Regions from separate parts of the Homo sapiens genome. Here region 1 is linked to region 2. The links are chromatin loops, found by intact Hi-C in ENCODE. Cell type or tissue: endothelial cell of umbilical vein. All regions are shown on one strand. Links, peaks and the distances in the headings refer to the core of each region. The heading gives the core; the rest is flanking DNA. Region 1 overlaps VPS13D (vacuolar protein sorting 13 homolog D). Region 2 overlaps VPS13D (vacuolar protein sorting 13 homolog D).

Region 1 (11,647 bases), core at 3,976-8,975, 73 kb after region 2:
ATGCTCCAGGCCTTCAGAGCTACTTGCTGCCTCCATCTTTCTGAAATGCAGTGGAGGCCACCATCCTAATTAGCTTTCTGCTTTGTGGCTTCCACTCCCTCAAGGCTTACATTTCAGCGCCACGTGTCCATCTGCTTTTCAGCTTCTAAAATATTGTTGACACCTTCTCTTTATCCTTTTGGATTTGTGCCATTTGTATCCCTTTGCTTTCCCTTTAGAGGGGTCTCTGGACTAGATCTGTCATGTTTAATCAGAAGTCCTATAATTTAGACTTTTCACTAATTTGTGTTTCCTTTCTTGGTGTTCTTTCCCCTTTACCCCCAACTAGTGGCTCTGAATTAGTGTGGTTTTATGAAACCCATATCCATTCAGCCATGGTTCTATGTATTATCTCATTTAGGCATCACAGCAGCTTTTGCACAGCATCTGCTCAGGCAGTCTGTGGCTCTTCTTTCCCCGAAAGATTGAGAATACATCTGGTGAGAAGCCGTTGCCAGTCCCAGCCCCTGCTTTGAGTCTGGTATTGGTCTTTAATCTCTCATTCTGTGTGTTGTAAAGAAACAGGTTGTGGAAGGCTCTTGTCAGATCCCAGGAACATGAAAGAAATAGCACACCCTACGGTAGTGACATGGCCCTGTCACCACCCCTCATTGAACCATAAAAGCTATTCAGAGGGGCCAGCAGCTGGGGAGCGACTGTACTTAGATCCTGGGTGCTGATGGGTGTTTTGTAGTTTCCAAGGGAAGTTGCTGAAAGTTTTCTTATCTTGACACTCCAAGGGCAAGAGGTCTTTCTTCAAAGAGAAGCGCTTGTTTCAGAAAAAGATGTGGAAAGGACGTAAAATCACAGGTTCTTCCCCAGTTCTGAAAAAGAAATAGGAAGGGGCAACGTGGCAGTCAGTGTGAAAAGAAACCACGCATTTGCAGGAAGCAAGAAGGGGTTCCGCAGCACTGGCTGCTTCCGGCATCTGCAGTGCGAGGGTAAACAGGCCTACTGGGGAGTCGGTTGGCCCTGGGTTTGAGTCATTGGGCTGCTGCTTGGCTGTGACCTGGAACAAGTTTTTCCCCTCTTAATCTCTCTGAGATGAGATTCCTTTGAGTCATATGCCTACCTCGGTGGGTGGTTACGTGGATTAAATTATATCATGTATATAAAGCACTCAGCCTGGCATGTGGCATGCAGGTAGGGCTCAAGAAATGGTGTCAGTGTGAATATTCTCCCCTGAATGTTGGAATGTTGTGTGAAGGTGAAACAGGGATTGTGTCCCTAGCTCTTACTTAAATTCAACCCTGTCCCCGAATTCTTGCTGACCACCTGCTAGAGTGTGAGGACTAGGAGTTCATGTGCTTGGCTGGGCTTTTGTCCTTCCCATTCTCTTTCTTCACACAAAATGAACAGTTGAACTCAGGCCACCAAACCTGGTTGAGTTGCTGGGTGGAGGGACTCTCCTGGGCTCTGAGCCTTTGTGTGTGGGAACCGCACTGGAAAAGGTGTGCAGAGGCCACGAACTTGCTCTGAACCCACTTGTGAAGAGCAGGTGACCCCAAACTATTGTTAGTGTCTGCTGTAAATGATATGCCTCTGGGTTCGAGCAGAGTTCAGCCAAAAGCCCCACATGACATGGAAATCTGTCCTGGAGCCAGGTTTGTCGGGTAAAAGTTATGTAGCAAATGTCTCCAAACATTGGCATCTGTTGTCTGCCGAGACTAGGACAACCGAGAATGATGGAGTGCTTAAGGAAATTAGGATGGGGCATGCGACCCTGTAACAGCTGATAAACTGTTTCAGGCCACCGTGGCTCATCCAGCTCTTTTGATAAACAGCTTTAAAAGCATTACGTGGTTTGGAAAGCATTCTTCAAAAATGGTTATATTTTCCAGACGCATGACAGTCCACTGTTCAGTATTATTTAAGGGTTTTAAATTGTAGAATCAGATTCCTTTTCAGTGGGGCTCTTGGAACTGTCGAGGGCTGATCTGTCTGACTCCCACCAGGACAATCTCACAACAATATTATTATGTAGGTCGGGGTCCCCTAGGTCTGTTAAAAAAAAAAAAGTTCAGGGCTAAGCGTTTAAGAGGAAAAACTATTTCTTTCATTTCTAGCTAAGTCTGATGGGCCCTTTCAAACACTGCTTTCATCATGCACCTTTTATTTCACGATTTCTGCATAATGAAAATACAAGATCGATAACTGTGGATTATCGTAATGCCTTGAGCCTTTGAAAATGAACATTTTCTAGATTATAAATGTTCCCTTTGTAATTCATTTCAAACTTCATCCTCCCATTTGTCCTAATTCCCGAAATTTAACTGTTGCCTTTTGAGCCTCCTAGGAAATTCTGGGTATCCTTTAGGCAAGGGAGGTAGCTCTTGGGGGAATAGCATTCAGGCCACAGGCAATTCATTTGCGACTTGGGCTCTTCTTAGAACATATGATAAGTACAACGCACTGTAGTGACAGATTTTTTAAAAACCCTATTAAAGCCCAATATACTAATGCAGATTTTTTTTTTTTAAGTTTTAGAGAGATTCATGGGATTTTATTCTTTTTCCCAAAGGCAGTGGTGGAGCTGACAGAGTAGCATGGAGCCTCGTCCTGATGTATTGTGCGGAAGTGGCAGCAGTTCACATTCATTCAGTTTGTCAGCATAGGATCAGTTCCTTCTTGACTCAACTCTCTGTGATCAAAATAAGCTATTGGATGTTCCCTTTGGGTACTGGAAGCAGCTTGGCCCCTTGGCAAGAGAACAGGATTGCAAATCACAAGAGCAGAGCCCTGACTCCAGCTCTGATGCTACTGTGCTTTGTGACCTTGTGCAGACAGCTTTATATCCCCATCTCAGGTCATTCTCCCCCATACAAAGGGGGAGAGGGTCATCCTTGCCCTGGTCATGTCTGCATGGCTGAGGTGAATAACTAGTTGTGTAACTTCCTGGAGGAGTGGCACAGAGGAAGCTCCCTTCCTAGGGCTGGCTCTGCCATCAGGGAGGAAGCTGGATATTAGAATGAAGAAAAAGCCCATGCAGAATATATGGCAGCCCGATAATGGATTCTAAAAATAAAAAAGCACTAGGTTAATCTGCAGCTGTAGTGTACCTAAAGTATTCTTTGGCAGGTTGTGGCCCTAGCCTAATCCCCAGCTGGACTTAGCACCATTTAAGTGAGTTACATCTCATCCCCGCAAGGGATTGAGTCTGTAGCCAATTTGGCCTTGTCACCACTTCAGCCCTCCCTCTGATTTCACCTTTGGGAAAACTACAAAGTGGCCCCAGACATACATAGCAGGCTTGATCACATGGGTGGAGTCTGTCAGGACAGCATACATCAAATAAAATGTCCAGGGAACCTGTTGTAAATAAACCACTTCCCGCATGCTCAGTCATCGTGGAGGTACTTGAATGTTTAGTTTCTTTTAGCTGATGGCCAAGAAATCAATGTTTAAAAAAAAAAAAACAAAAAACAAAAAAACACCTTGACAGAGGCATTTTGTACAAGAATGGTGTGTGGGTGTGAAAAAGTAAATTCCAAAACATATTTCCTTTTAGTTCCCAAACCCATATTAGATGAGTACTTCTTAGCCTTGGCCACAGTGCTAGAGTAAATAGCAGTGTCACATAGCTCGTGGAACAGGCAAACCACAGAATGTACAAGAGAGAAGCGTGCACACCAGTGAGTCTGCTATGGCAGCTCTCTTTGTCCTGGTTTCTACATCTCATTTGTAAGCAACTTGTGTTCCTGCATTTTCAGAGTTTGGCCAGTTTATTTACTTAGAATTGCATGTTCCTGGAATATTGTCATAAAAGTGATCCTGAGATAGAAAAAGTCAACAGGAAGCAGGGGCATTGAGTTTATAAGTTCTCAGTCTGTCTTGGCCCATATTAAAGTCTCATTCTCAGGGGTAGGTCCAGCTTTCCAAATTTTAATATATCAGAGACTCCTGATGCATCTGGGCTCATGATGGGCCAAAGTAGGCCTTCAGGAGTCCTCGTGTTACACACTCAACGCCTAATGGAGACTGGATTCATTTACGTGTATTAATGTAACCTGCGTGATCATGTGAGTGCAAGTGCTTTGTAGATTGTCCTGGGAGATGTGGCATATTATGACTAAAGACTTAATTGAACCCTGAACATGTATATGAATAACTGGAGACAGATTGACTGGATTACACATTTTTCTTGAAAATTTCCTAAATTTAGCCTACCTCTTTGTTGCCTTTTATTTCCCAGCTTAAGTGGTTCTCTATAACACTATATTTTAAACAAACCAGAACAAATAGTATACAAAAGCATAGACAAGAGGGATATAACAAGAGATGGTTTTCTGTGATCCGTGGCACCTCCTCTCTACCCTGCCTCCACCACCAAAAGGGGCTTTAAATTAAGATTCGGAATGGCAAATTCACTTACCAGCTCCAAACACAGTAGACAAGGAAACCTTGTGAGGAAAATCCGAGAGTATATTTACAGTTTCTGTTCAGAAATACATAGCTTAACTTCGAAGGAGGAAGCGTGACTTTTCACCTGCAGATAGAACTAGGGTCTGATTTGAAACAGACCACTGGCTTCACTGAACCCCATCAAAGAAGTCTGCTTCTGCCCGGAATTGGAAAGTGCCAGTGGGCATGTAGTTGCTAGTATGGGATTTCTGTTTTTATTTTTAACAAGCTTGGGCCCAACTCTTAGTATCAAGATGGGTGAAGACAAAACTGACCAGAAAAACACGTATCAAGTCAGCAGTGGCTCACCCCTCAGAGGCCATTTTTCCCACCTGCTCCTCTTATACCTTTGGTTTGTTTTTGGTTTTGGATTTTTTCTCTATGTTCCTCCTACTCTTTCTTTCTCTATTTTGCTTGGGCCTTCGTTAGAAGAGTTCTAGTAATCATTTCAGACTTCCAAAATTCAACCCAGTAGCCTCATTTTACAGGTGGACCCACTAATACACAACAGCTCGATGTGACAAACCATAGACTCACAGTTAATCACTTGGAGAGCCTGGATTCACCTCCGCGATGACCTGCCTTTCCAGCCCTCCAGTGGCGTCCTCTGTAGTGAGTTGTAAATGTGCCACTCTAGAACATTCCAGGAAAGCCCTCCTCTTGGGCTAAACTCTAAAACTAAAATGAAGTCCTGCCCATGTGAGCTGCTTGTTTAACACTTTGGATGCTAATCAGAGCATTAATGAGAACACATGGATAGATTCGGCAGGTCTAATGCTTGGGACCTTCTCCTATTTGATTCCATAAGACTAAATCCCCTATAAACACTTCCCTCCTGTGCACACACACATGCATTCACATACAGCACTCACGTATCCCTCCCTTATAGCCAAAGACCGAAAAATAAATTTTTTTTTTCTACATTAAAAATAAGACCAGCTAGTAACCAGGGTTGGCATTCCCATCTCCTGTGGAACCTGGAAGGACTAGCAGATAGCTATAGAGATCTGTCTCCTTTTTAGTGTGGTTGTATTAAGGGCAATCTTGCCTCCCATGGCACCCCAGAAAATCCAGGAGTTCAAGTGGGGGTGCACTGTAGGAGGACTCAGCAGCTGTTTTATGGAAGGTTCGTCAGGGATCAGACTGAAGATTTTGCTTTTGTGAGAACAAAGTGAAATGTGACATTCAGGAGCAGCTCGGGGCCTATATATAGGGGCCCAGGGCCTGCTGGGATGGGGTTTTACACTTGGGCTGTCCTTTTGCCCTTCCCCTGAACTCTTTTCACTTCAGTCATGAGCAAACAGTCAGTGCCTGAACTAACAACCCTGTAGTCCTCCGAAGCACGGCTGGCTTACAGTACCGAACAAAGGGAGGGAGTGCCGCGTGGGCCGGCCCAGGCCGAGGAATGCGGCTTCAGGGTTCTGCTCCATAAATTTAACCAGCACGACGAAAAGGAGATAATATGAGCCTTCGTGATGATCTGAAAGGGGGAGGTTCTGTGTCCCATTGATTGCGGTCTGGCCCAATGCCAGGCCCAAGCCTGACCGACAGTTGAACCATATCATTAAGGCGTGTAATACAGCTCGAGTCTTGTACTGCCGCCAATGAGTGCATATCCACAGGGCAAAAGTTTATAAAGAGTCGAGGCTGTCCTGTTTAACCCTCTCACACTGCATGTAATAGAACCAGCTGCCATTCAGAACTTGCCCATCTGAGGTCATAAAGGAAAGCCTGCACGTTTCTTTTCTTCAAACAGCTTTTCAGGACTGGGGAGAGGAAGAAACGCTGTCTAGAGAGGGTCAAGGCACGGTGATGTTTCTCTCTGGAGAAGCAAAGCAGTCTGCCTCCCTCCCCCCGGCCAGAAACGGGACACCTTAGTGCTTTCTTCAGAGTAGCTCTCTGTTTGTGGTATAATGTTGCTGGAGGAAACAGGGCTGACACCACAGGAAACCTGCCTGTCTCCAAGGAGGCCGCATCGGTGGCAGAGGTGGGTCAGATGCCGGCCGTGGAGTGCTCTTGTCAAGCTTGGGATGATGCCGTTTTCCTTCCCCATCACCTCGAAAGCTGTTAATAGCCTTGCTTTCTGGCCTTCCACAGCTACGCCCAGGTGCTAAAACAGAGCAGGTGGAAGGCCGCCCCACGGAGTGGCCTGTGAGCCCAGAGTTCTCACTGTCCGAGGCCGGTGGCCCCATGGGAACTCTGTCCATTCAATAGGGAGGGCATGTAGAAATAGGCACATTGTCACAGCAAGGCCTGGAGTGGCCTGGGTTCTTACAGTGGGCACTGCATTGAGGAAATGGGCAGACAAACAAGGATTTAGCATAAGTATAGTCAGAAAGAAAGGGCTGCCTGTGTTCAAAGGACAAAAGGAAGAAAGTGGGCGAAGGGGTAGTTTAGTCCTGTCCATCAGCCAGTCACGTTCTTTGGCCAAACTCGGGACCTGCCTGTGCTTTGTCCATGGTGTCCAGGAAGAAATCTGTGTCTGTCACTTCCAGATTGCTGCTTGTCTGCAATGGACAATGCCTCTTAGGCAGACACCTGCTCGGGATGACAGTGCTGCAGAAATTGATCCAAAACATTGACTAGCTTGCATGGTATCGCTGTCATTAGTATTCAGTCTTCACAACCACCCTATGAGGTGGGTGCTATACTTTCCCCATTGTACAGATGGGAAAGTTGAGGCACACAGGGGATACGTAACTTGTCTAAGATCTCAGAGGTAGTAAGGAAGGGAACCAGAATGTGGACCCTGGCCAACTGAACACAGAGTACATGCTCCTAATCTCTGTGCTGCTTCTGGGCCATCTCTCGGTCCCTCACATCGAAAGACCTCATGATTTCAATCCAAAGCATCTGACCAAGTGTTAGGTCTACTTCCTTTCGATTCTTGGATATGAAGGGTAGGAGCTTAATATCTGCCTATAGCCCAGAAGATTTGTGCAAAGACCCTGGTTCACTTGGAGAGGAGGTACTATAAAATTTGGACCCCACAATGCGAATGAAGGGTATGTATTGAATTCCCTCAGCCCACCAGCTTAACACAGAGACAGTGTGAGGGATATACTATAGCTGGGAAGCTTGGAAGGGCTCATGTTCAAGGGCCTCTTTGGGCCAAACAGCAGTGGGCCTGAGCATGGAGAGACCCTGGCCTTTTAGTGCCAGTGCCTAGAGAAGCAGGTCACTAAGCTTTGTGCCCAGGAGCTGTGCTGTCCCTGGTCCATCCCTGTGTACCCCATTCCACTCCTGAAATAATGAACTACTGCAGCCTTCCAAGTTCACAGTGTGCCAGTTTGTCACAGAATAGCAGTGACACTTCTCTGCTGCAACCCATCTTTGCTCTGCCATGCTGCCAAGACCATCTTCACCAGGCGGTAACCTGGGAACTCCAGCTGGTACACAGTACAAGAAGCCTCCGCAGTAGACTGTCCCAGGTGCATGTGCTCAGTATGTCATAGCCATCTCCTTTTGGAGGCCAGGGAGAGCTTCTGTTTGGGTGCCACGGATCCTGGACAGAAGCTTTCTAGAGGTAGGAGAAGAGACTAAATGGCTGGCCAACCCAGAGATTGTTGGATTGTGTTATGATTCCATGGTCAAAGTGCTTTAAAAACCTAGAAATTGGCTCTGGTAGTGAGTCCCAGGATGGAGCTAACTTACGATCTGGACTCCATTACATGATTGCTAATCCTGAAGTTCAGCAAACGTTGGTACTGGCTGACTTTTAATGGAGTACCTGTTTGAGGGTTCTCCTCATCATGTATTTAAGGTTAAATTGTATAAAGGAATTCTGCTGCTCTTTTGAAATTTTCTGGTTCTGTTTAACCATACCTAAAAATGCCATGAGGTAGCCAGATGATTGACTAACTGGGATTTATGGAAATTCTTATCTGCAAAAATCTCAAGACAAAGAGGGCACTAACTAGAAGGTTCCCAGTGCTTTATGTAACATGCAGAAGGAAGTCTGGTCTCAGCTTCTTGGATCTGAGCAATCCTTTGGAAAGGGAGCAATGAAGAGCAGTAACTGAAGACTCATTTCCTGCCTTCTGTGTGACTCACTCTCCTTTGTCAACTTCAAGTTTGCCCTAGGCCTGCTTGCTTCTCTCCACCCCAAGGAACTTGGTCTTTGGAAGACACAGGCACCTGCCCTCTCTGTCTGCCTTTTGCCCCCAGGTCCAGAGGGAGAAACAAACCCTCAGTTGGAGGAAAGTCTAGAGCACAGGCTTTGTGTTGCTCAGAGAAGCATGACAGGAAGTGGTGCTGTTGCCTCTGCATTGGCCGACTCCTGGCTGCACCTGCTTTTCCCAGAGGCACGGGGAGGCCCAGGCAGGGGCCCAGGGCCTGCTGCTGATCAGTTTGTCCTGCTTGCAAGTCTGCATCCCAGTACCCAACGGGGCCAAGTAGAAAAGGCACATAGTGTAGTGTGAGCCGTAGCTGTCACCAGATGGGTCTTTCCCCTCCGTGCCCAACCCCTTCCCTGACCTGAAAGGGCCTAGCCTCTTTCCCCACTGGCTTCCACCAAGTTCTAACACATTTTATATATATCGATTTCCAGGCTTGTAGAGGCAAGACCTACAGTCCAGGAGTTCAAATGGATTCAGTGTTGTTGGTTCTTGTTTCCTAGAAGGACAAGTGCTCTGAAGGTTTGGTGTCAACTCTGACCCAAGGGGTGTATCTGATTTTTATGAAGGCACAGAAATGCACCTGAGGTGACCCCAAGTCCTTCTCTTTTATTTTTTGATTTCCCACCACCTGGATCATTAATTCTGCTTTCAAGGGGGATGGGGAAAGGAGAACATTTCAAAGCAAAGTTGATTTGGTCTCTGAACCAGCTTGTCTTCTAGGCTGTAGTTCACCCTGATGAGAATCAGAAAGGACAGTCTGTAAACCCCTTCACTCTAGTGACTCTGCAGCTGGGGAGCCTCAAAACCAGTTCCAGATGTTCTCTCTCCCTATATTGGCCAGAAGGGAATTTCGGGCAAGCAAGGAGGCAGAGAGCTTTTGCCCATTCATTGAGTACCCCTGTCTGCAAACTGTGTCTTGCTTCATGGCACTTTAGGGAGAGTGCTGAGCACCTGGGTCCATTTGGGACCAGCCAGCCCTTCCTGTTCCTCGGTTAGAGGCATGCTGCTCCAAGCTGGCTGGTTACTGCAAGCAAGAGAAGCCCGCCTTCCTGCTGTTCAGGGTCAGAAAGCAAGACCGTGCTGGAGAAGTAAGTCAGGCAGGCTAGGAAGGAGACCTGCAGATGACCCTTGGGTTAACAAAGCAACTTTCACGGCCCTGTTCACCACCAGCTAGGATAGTACAGGGCTTTGCCTCCCAATCTTGGGAGACGAGGCATAGATAGTAATGGTCAACTGATGGCCCTTTACTCTTGAGAAACTCCACCCAGCCTCCCCTTATCCAGAAGAAAGCCATTCCTGACTAAGCCTGGCCATTCTGACGCCTTCTTTCTTAGTCTGCACCCAGCCTGTGCTGTATGCGGTATATGATGGTAGAAATTTGCACTCTTCATGCTTTGATTTTAAATGCATATTAGACATTTTGGCATTTGTGCCTGAATGCTCTCTGTATCATCTTTTTTAAAACATAGTTTGATTATGTAAGTTAAAGAATGTACAAATGTAAACTTCTGAAAATACATACAATATATGATTTCTTAGAGTGTATGGACACTGCTCCAGAGGCCTTGCATGAATTATCTCTTTAATCCTTACAAAACGAATGTGATGGGTACTATTATTCCCACTTCAAAGAAGAAAATAAAAAGGACTTATTCTCCCTGGGCATTGACAAGCAAAGAGATTAATAATGGTAACCCCACCAGACATCTCTATGGGTATATATGTGTATATACACTAGTATACATATATGTATACATAGTATACATATATGTATACATAGTATACATATATATATACTAGTATATATATATGATTTGACATGAATGGGAGTACATATGTTGATGTCTAATCTTTTTCACTCCACAATGGTGCTAGAACGTCTTTCCATTCCAAAAATCATTTTTAACATTTACATAATATTATAATACAAATATTCCATAAGCTACTTAACTAGTTCCCCATTGATGGATGTTTTTAATTTGTTGCTGTTGTAAGCATCCTCTACATATATCCCATCTTACTTGAATAATTCTCTCCTTAGGCTAAAGTCCTAAAACTATGATTGCTGGATTTAAGGGTGTGTATATTTTCTGCTTTGAAACACATTGTGAATTGCCTTCTAGGGAGTTGAAACAATTTGTACTCCCACCCACAGTGTGTGAGAGGACTGACTCCTCCAGCCGTGTACCAGCTCTGGCTATTCATTCATTCAGAATTCAGTCAAGAATTACATGAAGTAGCTGCAGTGTGCCAGATACTGTACTCAGAACCAGGCATTGTTACTCTTTTAAGTCTTTGCCAATCTGAAAGAGTGAGTATCTGTGTTACTACTTGCATTTCTTTGAGAATTAGAAGCGTTGAAACATCTTTTCGTGTTTCAGTTGGCCATTTGGATTTTTCTTCTTTTGTGAATTACATTGCGTATTCTTTGCTTCAATCTTTTTAAACCCGTTAAGGTCAGAATTTGTCTTTTTAGTGTGTGGTTTTTTTTTAATTCTTATCTAGTGTTGGTCTAACCCTTCCAACAGTTGTCATTTAGCCAGTTTGTCATCCATGTAAGTACATATCTTTCTTCCAGATATTAACAAAGTTTATATCAGTCTCTTGGTGAATTCCGTTCCTGTAAGTTAGAATCTGCATCATGACTTTATAAAAGACCATCACTGTGCCTACAGTTCTTTAGGAATCGCTTTGGCATTAAGAATGAGGCTTCAGCCAGGCACGGTGGCTCACGCCTGTAATCCCAGCACTTTGGGAGGCCGAGGTGGGCGGATCACGAGGTCAGGAGTTCGAGACCAGCCTGACCAACATGGTGAAACCCCGTCTCTACTAAAAATACAAAAATTACCTGGGTGTGGTGGCGCACCCCTGTAATCCCAGCTACTCAGGAGGCTGAGGCAGGAGAATCACTTGAACCCGGGATGTGGAGGTTGCAGTGAGCCGAGATGGTGCCACTGCACTCCAGCTGGGCAACAGAGTGGGACTCCCTCTCAAAAAAAAAAAAATAAAAATAAGAATGAGGCTTCAGCCAGATGTTTTTGGATTATATGTGGCGTGGCCTATTACATGGTTTTTATTTTTGTTTCCTC
Region 2 (11,647 bases), core at 3,511-8,510:
AGCTCATTGGTACCACGCAGCCCTTCATGCTCTATGTGACTCCCCTGAGCAATGAGAATGAGGTCATCGAGACCGGCCCAGCTGTGCAAGTCAACGCAGTGAAGTTCCCCAGTAAGAGTGCACTGACCAACATCTACAAGGTGGGCTGGTGGAGGAGGCTGGTGGGTTGATGCCATGCTGGAACGTTGATTTGTTCTCTCACAGCCAAGTCTCAGAGCAGCAGTGCCGGGTGCTGATGGGAATAGCTCTGCAGGGTTAAACCACATGTGACATAATAGATTGTTTGGAGGAATTGACAGGAACTCCTCCTTCTCAGTTGTGTTTTCAGTGACCTTGCAGGTGACAGTTTGATGGTACTGAGTCCATATAGGCCAGAGTCCATATTCATCAGAGTGAAGTCACTGTAGGAAAGTATAGCATCTTCTAGATAGGTCAGGACCAGGCATGATCCAGATCTATTATTAAAAATAGAATAACCCCAGCTGGGCTCACTGGCTCTCACCTGTAATCTCAGCACTTTGGGAGGCTAAGGCGGGTGGATCTCTTGAGCCCAGGAGTTTGAGACCAGCTTGGGAAACATGGTGAAACCTCATTTCTATAAAAAATACAAAAATTAGCTGGACCTGGTGGCAAGCACCTGTGGTCCCAACTACTTACTTAGCAGGCTGAGGTGGGAGGTCCTGAGCCTGGGAGTTCGAGGCTACAGCGAGTCACGATCACACCACTGCACTCCAGCCTGGGTGATAGAGTGAGATGTGCACCTGCGCGCGCGCACACACACACACACACACACACACACACACACACACACACAATAACCCTGAAATATTGGGAAAGGGCTATGATGGGTCTGACCTTGAGACAGACGTGCTGCTACCTAAGTTACCACACTGTTTACCAAAAGCAGATAGTTACAAATGATAAACTTTCTTTCTTGGAGGAGTCTCCACGCACAAGCTAGCTGTTCCAGCAGCAAACTCTGGAAAAGTGGGAGCCAACCAGGGGTTGCTTCCCATATTTCTGGTCCTTTATCACCAGTGCTGATGGGACCAAGCCTGCCTGTAGCCCTCGGATCCACAAGCCCAGCCATGCTGCTCCTTAAATTAGCTGCCATCCATCTGAGCACACACCATAAAGTTCATCCACCACAGTGCATCTGAGGCTGGAATCCTGACTAATGAGGCCCAGATTGCCTGGGAACCAAACAATAGAATGGCAAACCATCTATTAAACATCTTTTGGAGTTTTTAGTTAATCATAACAATATAGAGAGAGATAACCCAGAAATAATTTGGCATTATAGTTATAAAGCCACATGATTAATGAAAGCATACCATGTCATTGAGGCCTTCTTAATAGCACAGATGAATGTTCCTTCTGGTGTTCACACTTTAAATCAGAATTTCTTTATCTCTAGCATCTGATGATCACAGCTCAGAGATTCACAGTGCAAATTGAGGAGAAACTGCTCCTCAAGCTGCTAAGTTTCTTTGGCTACGATCAAGCAGAATCAGGTAATGTTGAATGTTCTATGTCTGTGTTTGGGAATTGGTCCAAAGATGGTATTTTTGAGTCTGTTTGTAAAAATAGGTAGCCCCTTGGTGTCTGATAGGCTCCCTTTCCACATCTCAGCCTGAGCTAGGAAGCTAAGGCTTGTGTTTCAGTTGTGCTTTTTCAAAGTATTACTTGTTGTCTGAGTTATCTCTGTGAACTAAAGGAGCCATTCAGAGGGTCTTCTGGAATCCTGGAGTATCCAGTGGTATACCTTTGGGAAGCAGTATACTATTCCTCTTTGCTTTGCATTTTTTTGATTCATCTGCTCTAGGATGACAGAAATGATATTAGTCATTTAGCAAACCATTTTGTTTCCTAACCTTTGTTTCTTAAACAGACTCCAGGCCAAGAATCAGAAATCCCTTTGGCAGTTCCTTTGGTTTAGTTGAGAAAATAAAATTGGCTAGCCTCAATTCATTAACTTTTGACATCCAAACCCTTGTGCCTTTTTGTAATTACAAAGGTTTCTGCTTATTTACTCTCTTCTTTGTAGAAGAGAGTAAGATAAGCTATTGAAAAGCCCAGGTTTCCAGCAGTGCTACAGAAATAATTGAGCTGTTGCTTCTTTTCGATTCCTCATCACAGCCTTTCCTTCCGCTCTTAGATGGGCTTTTCATGGCTGTGTATACAGCTTAGAAAAAAGTCAGTAATACTCAGTCTTTTGAAGCCTAAACTAAATATTGAGCCTGAAGAAATGATAAGAAAGAGGCTTTTATGTTTATCTGCCCATGTTGGCTAGAGAAAAAAATCACTGGGAATGTGTGTACACATGTACATACATACACACAATGCAAGAAAAATATTTTTGTTCTTTTTATCCCAGATTTAGAATTTAAGCTTTAAGAGTATTTGGGATCAAGAGCAAGATCCTGTCTGTTTAATGCTGTGTTTTCCACTTTGGGTTGGAACGCCAGTGTTTATTTGTATTCAGACAGCCACTTGGGAGCCTGCCTGCCAGGTATCCATTCTGTTTTGGTACCTTCCTGGGAAGTTTTACTTTAAATTTGATTCGACATGCTTTTCTTGTAAATTTTCTTATAAGTTGCTGTAATAAATTTCTCCTCAAGCATGGATTTAGACTTTTGTAAAATCCTTGCCTGCCTTTCACTGAAGTGGGAGCTGACTAAGGGGTTGCTTCCCATGTTTTTGGTATGTTGTCACCAGTGCTGATGGGATGGGACAGAGGCAGCATGCAGCCCTCAGGTCCACAAGCCCAGTCCTGCTGCTCCTTAAAGTACCTGCCATCCTGTCTGTAGCTGTTTCTGCTTCCTCAGCATAAATGGGCAGGTCTCTGTTGCAGTATCATTTTTCTGTAAGTAGCACTGATGATAGCTTACAACATAAATGTGTTTGATAAGTAGGTATGTGCCAGCTCTCTGGTTTTATTTCCAAGGCACGTGAAGCCAAGGCAAAATATGCTGCCCAGTTGGATGTGCATACAGCATCAAGTGCAAAGAGCACATTGCTGTGTTGTAGCCCATGCTACTCCTGCTACTCCTTTTATTTCATGAGATGGCAAGTAAAAAATCTGCCTTGATTGTCCTATTTAAATGGATGTCCACCATTTGGGAGACAGGGCGCTGCTTGTAGTGATATTACGTCTTTACAGCCCGCAGCCTGATTCTTTTTCAGGCATTTATGTTTCACTCAGATTCGTGAATTGGTGATATCCATTTTGATTCAGTTACACTGCACTCCAAGACCTTATTTGGATATGATCCTAGGAAAATAAATTTAGATAATCTGGGTCATTGATAATAACATTGCTAACAAATACACCTGTGGCCTTTGGCTTTTCCATCTGGATGATTTTTTCCAAAGATGACATCTGTTGGATGGTATGGAGTCACAAGTTAACATGCTAGTCTTCTTTTTTGATAAACAACACAAAACAGATCTACTCTTACAAAGAATGGCATCAGAATACTATACACGTCACTGTACCCTCACAAACTAAATCGAGAGTGATAGATGGTTTCCTTTTTTTGATGATTTTTTTCTATGTGAATACAAAGTGGATTCTGTGGATCATGAGACTAAGAAATTCTTTTTTGTTTTTTTAATTCTTCCTTTGTACCAGAGGTGGAAAAATATGATGAAAACCTCCATGAAAAGACAGCTGAGCAAGGTGGAACACCAATTCGATACTACTTTGAAAATCTCAAAATCAGCATTCCTCAGATCAAGCTAAGTGTGTTCACCTCCAACAAGCTCCCATTGGATCTTAAGGTGAGCTGCTATTTGGGTAAATTTTTTTAGATGATTTTTCCTTGGAAAAGAATGAGTGTGTTTACTATTTGTTGTTTGTTGTTGTGTGTGTGTGTGCTTTTTTTTTTGTCCCTCATCATCATTCATAGCAGACATTTTATTTTTACAGATTTCCTTTTTCAGAAGGTTTATTGACTTACGTGTATTTGTCTTTAAAAAAAAAAAAAAAACGAAACTTAAATACGACATTGCCGAAGATCAAGGAGTAGCTCAAGAGATTCACAGATAATTCTGTAAAACCCATTTGCTCTCTGTTTAGCTCCTGGCTTACCTCAGTGAGATAAAAGCCTTTTTCCTAAAGTTGTGTCCAGGATCAAGAGAAAAAGCAGTCAAGACAGCATCTTCTTTTTGTGCCCGAGGCCTGCTCACCTTCCTACTTCTCTCTTCCTAAGTATCCACCTCTTTTTGAATGATTGTCACTAGGATTGTCTACTAGGAGTGTTTAAAGTCGACTCAGCCCACTTACCCACTGGGATATGGCCTTCTCTACCACCACATCAGGATGAAGCCCTTAGACCATCTTGATGACTACTTACTAGACACAGCCTGAACACCGTCTTCATTTTCAGCCATAAAGTTTATCTTCATCAAGGAAGAAAGCTGGGATTCAAATCCAAGCCTGTCTGACTCTAAAGTCTATTTTTTTTTTCACTATACTATGCTTCCCCATAGAACATAAGGAACCAGAGAATTTTAGACCTGTGAGTCCTCAGTGATGTACTTGCTTGGTAGACAGGGAAATTGAAGTTCAAAGTGTTTTGTCAGTCAAGGCTGTGTGGCTAGGAAGTGATAGGAGCAGGAGTGGATCCAGGGGTGTTAGAAAGTCTTTCCTTAGTTTGAGTCAAAGTCAGCCCCCTGCAGCTTGGACCCATTGGTTCTGGTTTTTCATTCTGTTGCACTTAAAGATAATACTCAAGACCTCCATCTTCCTACTAACCACCAGTCGAGGACTCTTCTCACTGCCCCATGCTGCCTCCTCTAAGATGCTACAAGATAGTCATCTTGCTGCGCAGAAACAGCTAGAGATATGAGCAGATAAGAAGTAAGTCTAGGGTCCTAACGTAGATGCCCGCAGGAGCTGCGCTGGCGATGCAGCGAGTGGAGCTGCACACCGGGGTGGTGTCGTGTCTGCCCAACCAGGAGTGCCTGCTCCATCTGAAGGGGCCGCCACAACCCGCTCCAGCCGCTTGCTGTCATGGAGGAATGTGAACCTGGTGTTGCCAGATCTTCAGATTTTTAAAGAGAAACCGGAAATCTGGATTTTTATGTGGAATCTCCTGGTTTTTAAACATTGGCAACCAATTCAAGTTTTTTGGTTTTTTTAAACCTTGTGGGCCTAACAAAACACATGTGTGGGCCTCATGTGGCCGTGTCTGCCAACTCACAGCTTCTAAAATTGACACACAGGTAATGAGACAGTAGTCTGGTCAACATCAGATCACATTTGGGTAAGGGTAGGGCAAGGGTGACAGCATTGGGGTGGCAAACTGGGGCCAAGCCACAGGGAGTGCTGGTGGGGACCTGGAGCAGGAATGGCTCTTGCAGCCATCTCTGGAAGAGTGCAGCGTGCCCTTCACTCACTGCCCTGTCTGCTTCATTCGCTTTAATTTCATGTTTCCCAGGAGATTAAAGATACTTATAGTTAGCATGGGAGTGAGGGGAAAACCATGGGAAAACCACTATCTTGTTAATATCCACAAGTATCCACTTGACTTGTGTGACCTTTGGAATGGGTTTGTTTGATAAAGTATATATTCACCCAGAGCACTTGGCACTTGCCCAGCAAACCAATGTGAAGCATTTCCTGAGGGTTGAGGACTTCTTGTTTTTAAAATCATCTTACTAAGAAACACAGACACCTCACTATTCCCTTCAAATTGCTCCCAGCAGAAAACTCCCCAGACTGAGAAAAGCAGTCTGATTTTCTGCAGTTGAAGTAGCTCCAGCCCCCCCCAGTTACATGATGGTTGTGTGTGCGCTCGGCATACAATCAACGAAATCATTTCAGTTGAATGTTTCATCTGGCACTGAATTGAAGGAACATTTTCAGGGCATTTTTCAAATCATTGTGAAACAATTACATGGAGCAGCCATGTGATGAGGTGTGTAGGGGGCACGCCGAGTGTAGTAAGTTAATGTTTCCAGCAGGGTGCGGGGAATTGGGACTAAAGAGTTAAATTCTCAGCTTGTGGGAGTCACATTTTACTGTGTCTTGAGTCTCCTAGTGGAGTCTGGGACTCATAAAATAATGTCATTTATTCAAAGAGTTTTCTAACAGAGTAATATGCCTTTATTAGTAGCTCTTAGAAGGGTACTATGCTCTTTTAGATGAATATATAATGGCTAAAAGTGTGTGCTTAGAAAATGGAGTCCTGTCCCTGAACAGGAGTCACGAGAGCCTGACTAAAAGGTAAACCACGTCTTTGGTATTGAAGGAATAATTATCTTGATTCTTCTGACTCCAGGCCAGAAGTGAGACTGTCAGAAATCTCAGAGGGAAGTCTCTTCAGGTTTACACTGAGGGTACATTGTTGCCAGATATAGTGTCTGTTCAAAAGGACTGAAAGCAGTTTCACATCTGCTATCTCAATTGGATTCCTTACTCTGCGGTGGAAGAATGGGGAGATAATAGTCCCATTTCACAAATGCAGAGACCAAAGCACAGCATTCCTGCCTGACTCCCCATTCTCTCCATTCTCTCAAGTTTGCGTGTTAGAAAGTGGCCGAGTGATACTGAAAATGCCAGGTAGTTTATACGTGTTTTTGGCTTTTTTTAAAGATCAAAAGAGGCCAGGAGCCTTTAAACGGTTTCATGAGGTGGCCTACAGCAGTCCTTTTTCCATTTAGAGCATTGGGGTATTACAAAAGAAGGGCTTTAATTGAGCAATCTAGTTTGGAAGAAAACCCACATTTTAATGGTCAGAGTGAGAGGGTGGGGGTTAGGGGGAGTTTCGAACAAAGACACTATTTAAAAAGCCTAAAACTGTCTTCTCAAAGGCTTGAAATAATTTGTTGGGAAACTTCAGACCCTTTACTTTTTTCCTCCCCTCCCTAAATAAAAACCAGATTTGTTAAAAGGAAAAAAGATCCAGTATTGTTAATTGTATTTCAGAAAGTGCCAGAGAGGGAAATATCCCTGTAGTTTTAAACATTGTCCCAAGAGGGAAATAGGCAAATACCCTGCTTCACATAAACAGTCTCTATGTACCATAAATAAACCTTTAAAGAATGAATTCCAGACAGTTTTGTTTAGTGCAGGATAAACTAAGAAAGGAAAGGACATGGCCGAGGGAATAGCTTGGGATCTGAGACCTTATGGTATATAGACAGGTATTTCTTCTTTCAACTCTATGAAGTTTCTGGAAGACTTCAGCAGTTTTCGCGTGGGGAGGTAGAAATAGACAGTTTCCTATTTTTATTAGGAGCTTATGAACACAAGATTGCCTTCTCCAAAATCCATTTTATAACAGGAAACTGTCTGCTGCTTGAGTAAATAAGCATCAACTTTGTATACTACTGTATTTGATTAGTCATTTAGTTACTACAAGAATAAGCCCTGTTTGGCTCGTTCCCTCATCTCGACTTTGACTGTCCAGATTAACCTGAAGGTGGCAGAATAATTCATACCACTGGGCTGTATCTCAGCTTTTTCAAATGTGGAGTCCCAAAAGCAGTAAATGACTAGGTAAGGATAACTTTTACTTAAGGGCCAGAATATTTCCTCGATTCAGACCAAGCACCTTAGTCATTCGGAAAGGTAATAGTGTCTATGATGAAGGTTTTGACATTTCAGTAGAGGTTTCAAAGTCTTTGCTACTTTGTGTGGTTCTTCTTTAATATTTGGTTGCAAGGACAAAGTTGGGGTATAAAAGCTTTTTACCTTAAGCCTTTGTTTTGATCTCATTTTCTCTTCTCTGAGAATAAAGTAACGCTCAAAGTAGTATTGGCAAAACAGAGTGCTGAACTGATTGTCAGTACCCTGTTTTCCCAGCGTGTTTATTTTATGACTCTAAGCAAAGCAGTTGAGCTTACTGAACGTTCACTCAGTTTCTCCGACAGTGAAATGAGGAAAATAAGGCCTGCTCACGTACTTTATCATCACTCACCATGAGGTGGGGTGAGGCATGGGTGAATGAATAGCAGAACATTTTTCAGGAGAAATAATACCCTCCATTCTGGCTTTCATGCTTTCTACCTAATAGGTAGTTGCTATTGTGAAAATGCACATATTCAAGTCTAAAATCAAGTAGCTAGCCATATGACTTTAGGCCATCCACTTAACATTTCTTGTTTTATTTATACCAAAGAGAGAGAGAGAGAGAGGGAGAGTTAGGCTGAATTAACTTGATGTTGGACTTTTTTGCGGGGTGGGGAAGACAGGGTCTCACTCTGTCAGGCTGAAGTGCAGTGGCATGATCACAGCTTACTGCAGCCTCAACCTCCTGGGCTCAGATGATCCTCTCACCTCAGCATCCCAGGTAGCTGGGATTATAGGTGCGTGCCACCATGCCTGGCTAATTTTTGTATTTTTTTGTAGAGACAGAGTTTTACCATGTTGCCCAGGCTGGTCTCAAACTCCTGGGCTCAAGTTATCTGCCCACCTCAGCCTCCCAAAGTGCTGGGATTACAGGCATGAGCCGCTGGGCCCAGCTCAACTTGAGGTTGCTATTAATCTCTAAAATATTCTGAAATTACTTAGCAGGAGGTTATCAGTGACTTCCCAAGGCACCAAGTCCAGTGACCTTTCTCTCTAGCCTTATCTTTGTAGCATCCTCTGCCATTTTGACATTGCTGACTTCCCTGTTCTTGACATCTGTCCTTTCTGGTTCTCCTCTTGCTCTGTTGCTTCTCTGCCTATTTCTGTTTTCGTTTATTCTACTTCTTCTTTTCCTGATCTGTATGTTAAAGGTCCAGATTTTTCTCTGTGAACTGTCTGGTTATGTCACTTGTCTATTTTTCTGTCAGGCCTTTTATCTCTTCTAATTTTAGAAGCTCTTTCTAAAAGTTATGTCTTTGATGAAAGTTGCAAGTATTTTTTCTTCAGCTTTTTGTCTTTTTACTTTGCTTTTGGCGTGTGTGTGTGTGTGTTTGTGTTTAATTATACAAGAGCTGTTTATTTTTATGTTGTCAAATTTATTAGTCTTTTGCTGTTTTGAATCTAATTTTTTTTTGAAAACTACATGTTCAGAGAAATTCTCTAGTAACAAACTGTAGAAATGATCCCTGAAAGCATAGTCTTGAATCTGAATTTTGAGTCACAAAAAAGTTTTCCCTTCTCTATGGTTTTAAAAAATTTCACCCTTTCTTCCATTATATGATTGAATTTCAATTAAATGTATTCTTGTTCCAAAATAATTTAAGGCAGTCTCAGAAGACACATGCAAAAAGATTATAAGTAAGAAAACAGAATAGAAATGTCATTAAGTTGCACATGAAATTTTAATATATAATAAAGAGACTTTAATTCAGTGGGGAGTATATAGACTTTTCAATAGTGCTATTAGACTAAATCACAATAGAAAAAATATAAAATTAGATTTATTCTTGACACTTTATGTAAGGATAAATTCCAAGTGAATCAGAGATTTACTGGTAATATTAGCATGAAAAAGTGTTTTTATATTCGGTAAGGAAGAGTATTTGGCATGCCTTGTAAACACCTTGAAATATCAATCATTTTAAATAAAGATATAATCAGAAAATAGACCCATATCCAGAGATTGTTAACCAGCTTATAGCAGACCCAGGCTAGTTGAGAACTTCAAGAAAAGACAGATCGTGGGGGCGGGGTTGGGGAGTGTCCATGTGAAGCCATTGGAAAGCTACCAAAACAGCCAGGACTGGAGAGTTCAAGATTTATGAGAGGAGAGAAACTCAGTAAGGTGAGCCCAACATTTATTTTGCTTTTATTCTTGAGACTTTTTCTGATTTGTAAGCAGTGTGGGGAGAAAGGTGAAGAAGCCAAGCAGAAAGCAGCTGCCAACAGGCAGAGAATGCAAGTAAAGCTTTTGGCAGTCTCATGGGGCTAGCAAAGCAAAACTTAGACTTCATTGCTACTAAGAGAGCTGGTAATTGAAGGGCTAATATCTTACAGAGAAGGGACAGGCAGAAAACAAACCCCAATAATCTGAGGTACTTTCTTTCTTGAGATATTTGATGATTTCTAAGTGACACAGTCTGAGAGAAATCAAGCAAAAAGTGGCAGCTAAGAGGCTGAAGAACTTAAACAGTCTTCTAAGCAGTTTTGTGGTACTAGGGAGATTAAAAGTGGAGGAATGGCATTGGTTTTCGTTGAGACTGCTAAAGGACTACACCAGGCCTCATAAGGACTAAAACACACCAGAACTTAGATAAAGACTGAAACACAGCCTTGAGAAAACCCAAACCCTGGTTGATTTAGGCATTATGCTTCTTACTCTAACTGCCTACCAGAAGCTAAAAACTCATCCAAAGTCTCTGTAAGTTTTCATACAAAATGTTGCATTCAGTCACAAATTACCAGGCCAAGATGAGATGAGACCAAGAGAAAAAACAAACACTAGAAACAGAACCATAGATAAACTGGATGTTGGTATTTTTAGACAGAGAATTTAAAATACTATGAAGGTATCTAAGAAGTTTACCAGAAAACTATAATTTTTTTAAAAAAATTATCAAATAATAAGGGAAAATTATAGACCAGCACTTTTTCATGAATATAGAAGAAAGAAATCTGAACAAAATATTAGTAAATCAAAAACAGAAATATGTAAGAAGGCTAATATAACCAAATTGGATTTTTTCCTGGAATGCACATTCAGTTTCACATTTGCAGATAAATTTGGTATTTTACCACATCAACACGATAAAATAGAATATGATTATTTAAAAATGCATAAAAGCTGTTTGACAAACTTTAACATCCATCTACAGTAAAAATTCAGCAAGCTAAAAATAGAAGATAACTGCTTTCATCTGTTTAGGTCTATCTGGTAAAAAGCTACAACAAACATCATACTAATTGGTGAGATAGTAAAAGCTTTTTCTTGAGATAAAGGAAAGATACCCATTATCACCACTTCTTTCACCGTTACACGGGAGTTCAGCCAGTAAAATAAGTCAAGGATGATCTTTTTGAAAAAGAAGTAAAAGGCATAGGAGCTGGAAAGGAAAATAAAAAGTTCGTTATTTGTAGAAAACACGATCGTTTACTAGAAAATCTAAAAGTATTTTCAGATTAGTTATTAGAATAAGTAAATTTAGTAAGGTCACTAGAGACAGTATAGAAAACAGTTATATTTCTACATGTCAGCAATAATAACAGAGAAAAGAAAAATTTGGAGGCTATTAAGAAAACAGGTCTGGGTGTGGTGGCTTACACCTGTAATCCCAGCACTTTGGGAGGCCTAGGTGGGAGGATCACTTGAGCCCAGGAGTTCAGGGCCAGCCTGGGCATCATAGGGAGACCCTGTCTCTACAAAAATGGAAGGAAGGAAGGAAGGAGGGAGGGATAGAGAGAAGGGGGAGGAGGAGAGAGAGATGAGAGGGAAGAGGAGGGAGGGAGGGAGGGAGAGAAAGAAAACATTAACTACTGTATCATTATCTATTATTGTGTAACAAATGACGCCAAATTGCAGTGGTTTAAAACAACCACCATCTTATTTGTTTACAATTCTGTGGGTTAATAATTTGGACTAGACCTAGCTGGGTGTTTCTTCTGCTGGTCTCACCAGTGGTTGTTCATATGGCTGCACTCACCTGGCAGTTAAACGCGATTAAATGGTATGAGATGACCTCAGTCTCATGTCCAGCGGATTGGTGCTGGCTGTCAGCAGAACCCCTTTCC

What was found. A loop is a pair of places that touch in the nucleus more often than their neighbours do. Peaks named below come from ENCODE experiments on the same cell type or tissue, not always from the same donor. Only the 100,000 strongest peaks of a DNase experiment are listed, where the experiment ranks them.
Region 1: it touches region 2 in a loop (4-fold over the local background); 18 of 110 quality-filtered maps call a loop at or near these places.

What each region holds. Positions count from the first base shown.
Region 1 is chr1:12,472,447-12,484,093 of GRCh38, forward strand. All of the region lies in intron 67 of VPS13D (vacuolar protein sorting 13 homolog D), which reads left to right. Among named protein-coding and RNA genes, the nearest start is that of SNORA59A, 29 kb to the right of the region's middle. RefSeq lists silencers at 1,448-1,742, 5,648-5,942 and enhancers at 5,301-6,158, 6,159-7,015, 8,748-9,266. In endothelial cell of umbilical vein, for the core only: no CTCF peak of the experiment used is centred there; DNase peaks (open chromatin) are centred at 5,915 and 8,465; H3K27ac peaks cover 3,551 bases.
Region 2 is chr1:12,400,191-12,411,837 of GRCh38, forward strand. VPS13D (vacuolar protein sorting 13 homolog D) reads left to right here. Exons shown (of 70, transcript NM_015378.4): 61 at 1-140; 62 at 1,418-1,514; 63 at 3,635-3,783. It also overlaps the pseudogene LOC124904680. Among named protein-coding and RNA genes, the nearest start is that of SNORA59A, 100 kb to the right of the region's middle. RefSeq lists a silencer at 5,366-5,660. In endothelial cell of umbilical vein, for the core only: CTCF peaks have their summits at 5,955 and 7,431 (motif pointing right); DNase peaks (open chromatin) are centred at 5,611 and 7,401; H3K27ac peaks cover 1,355 bases.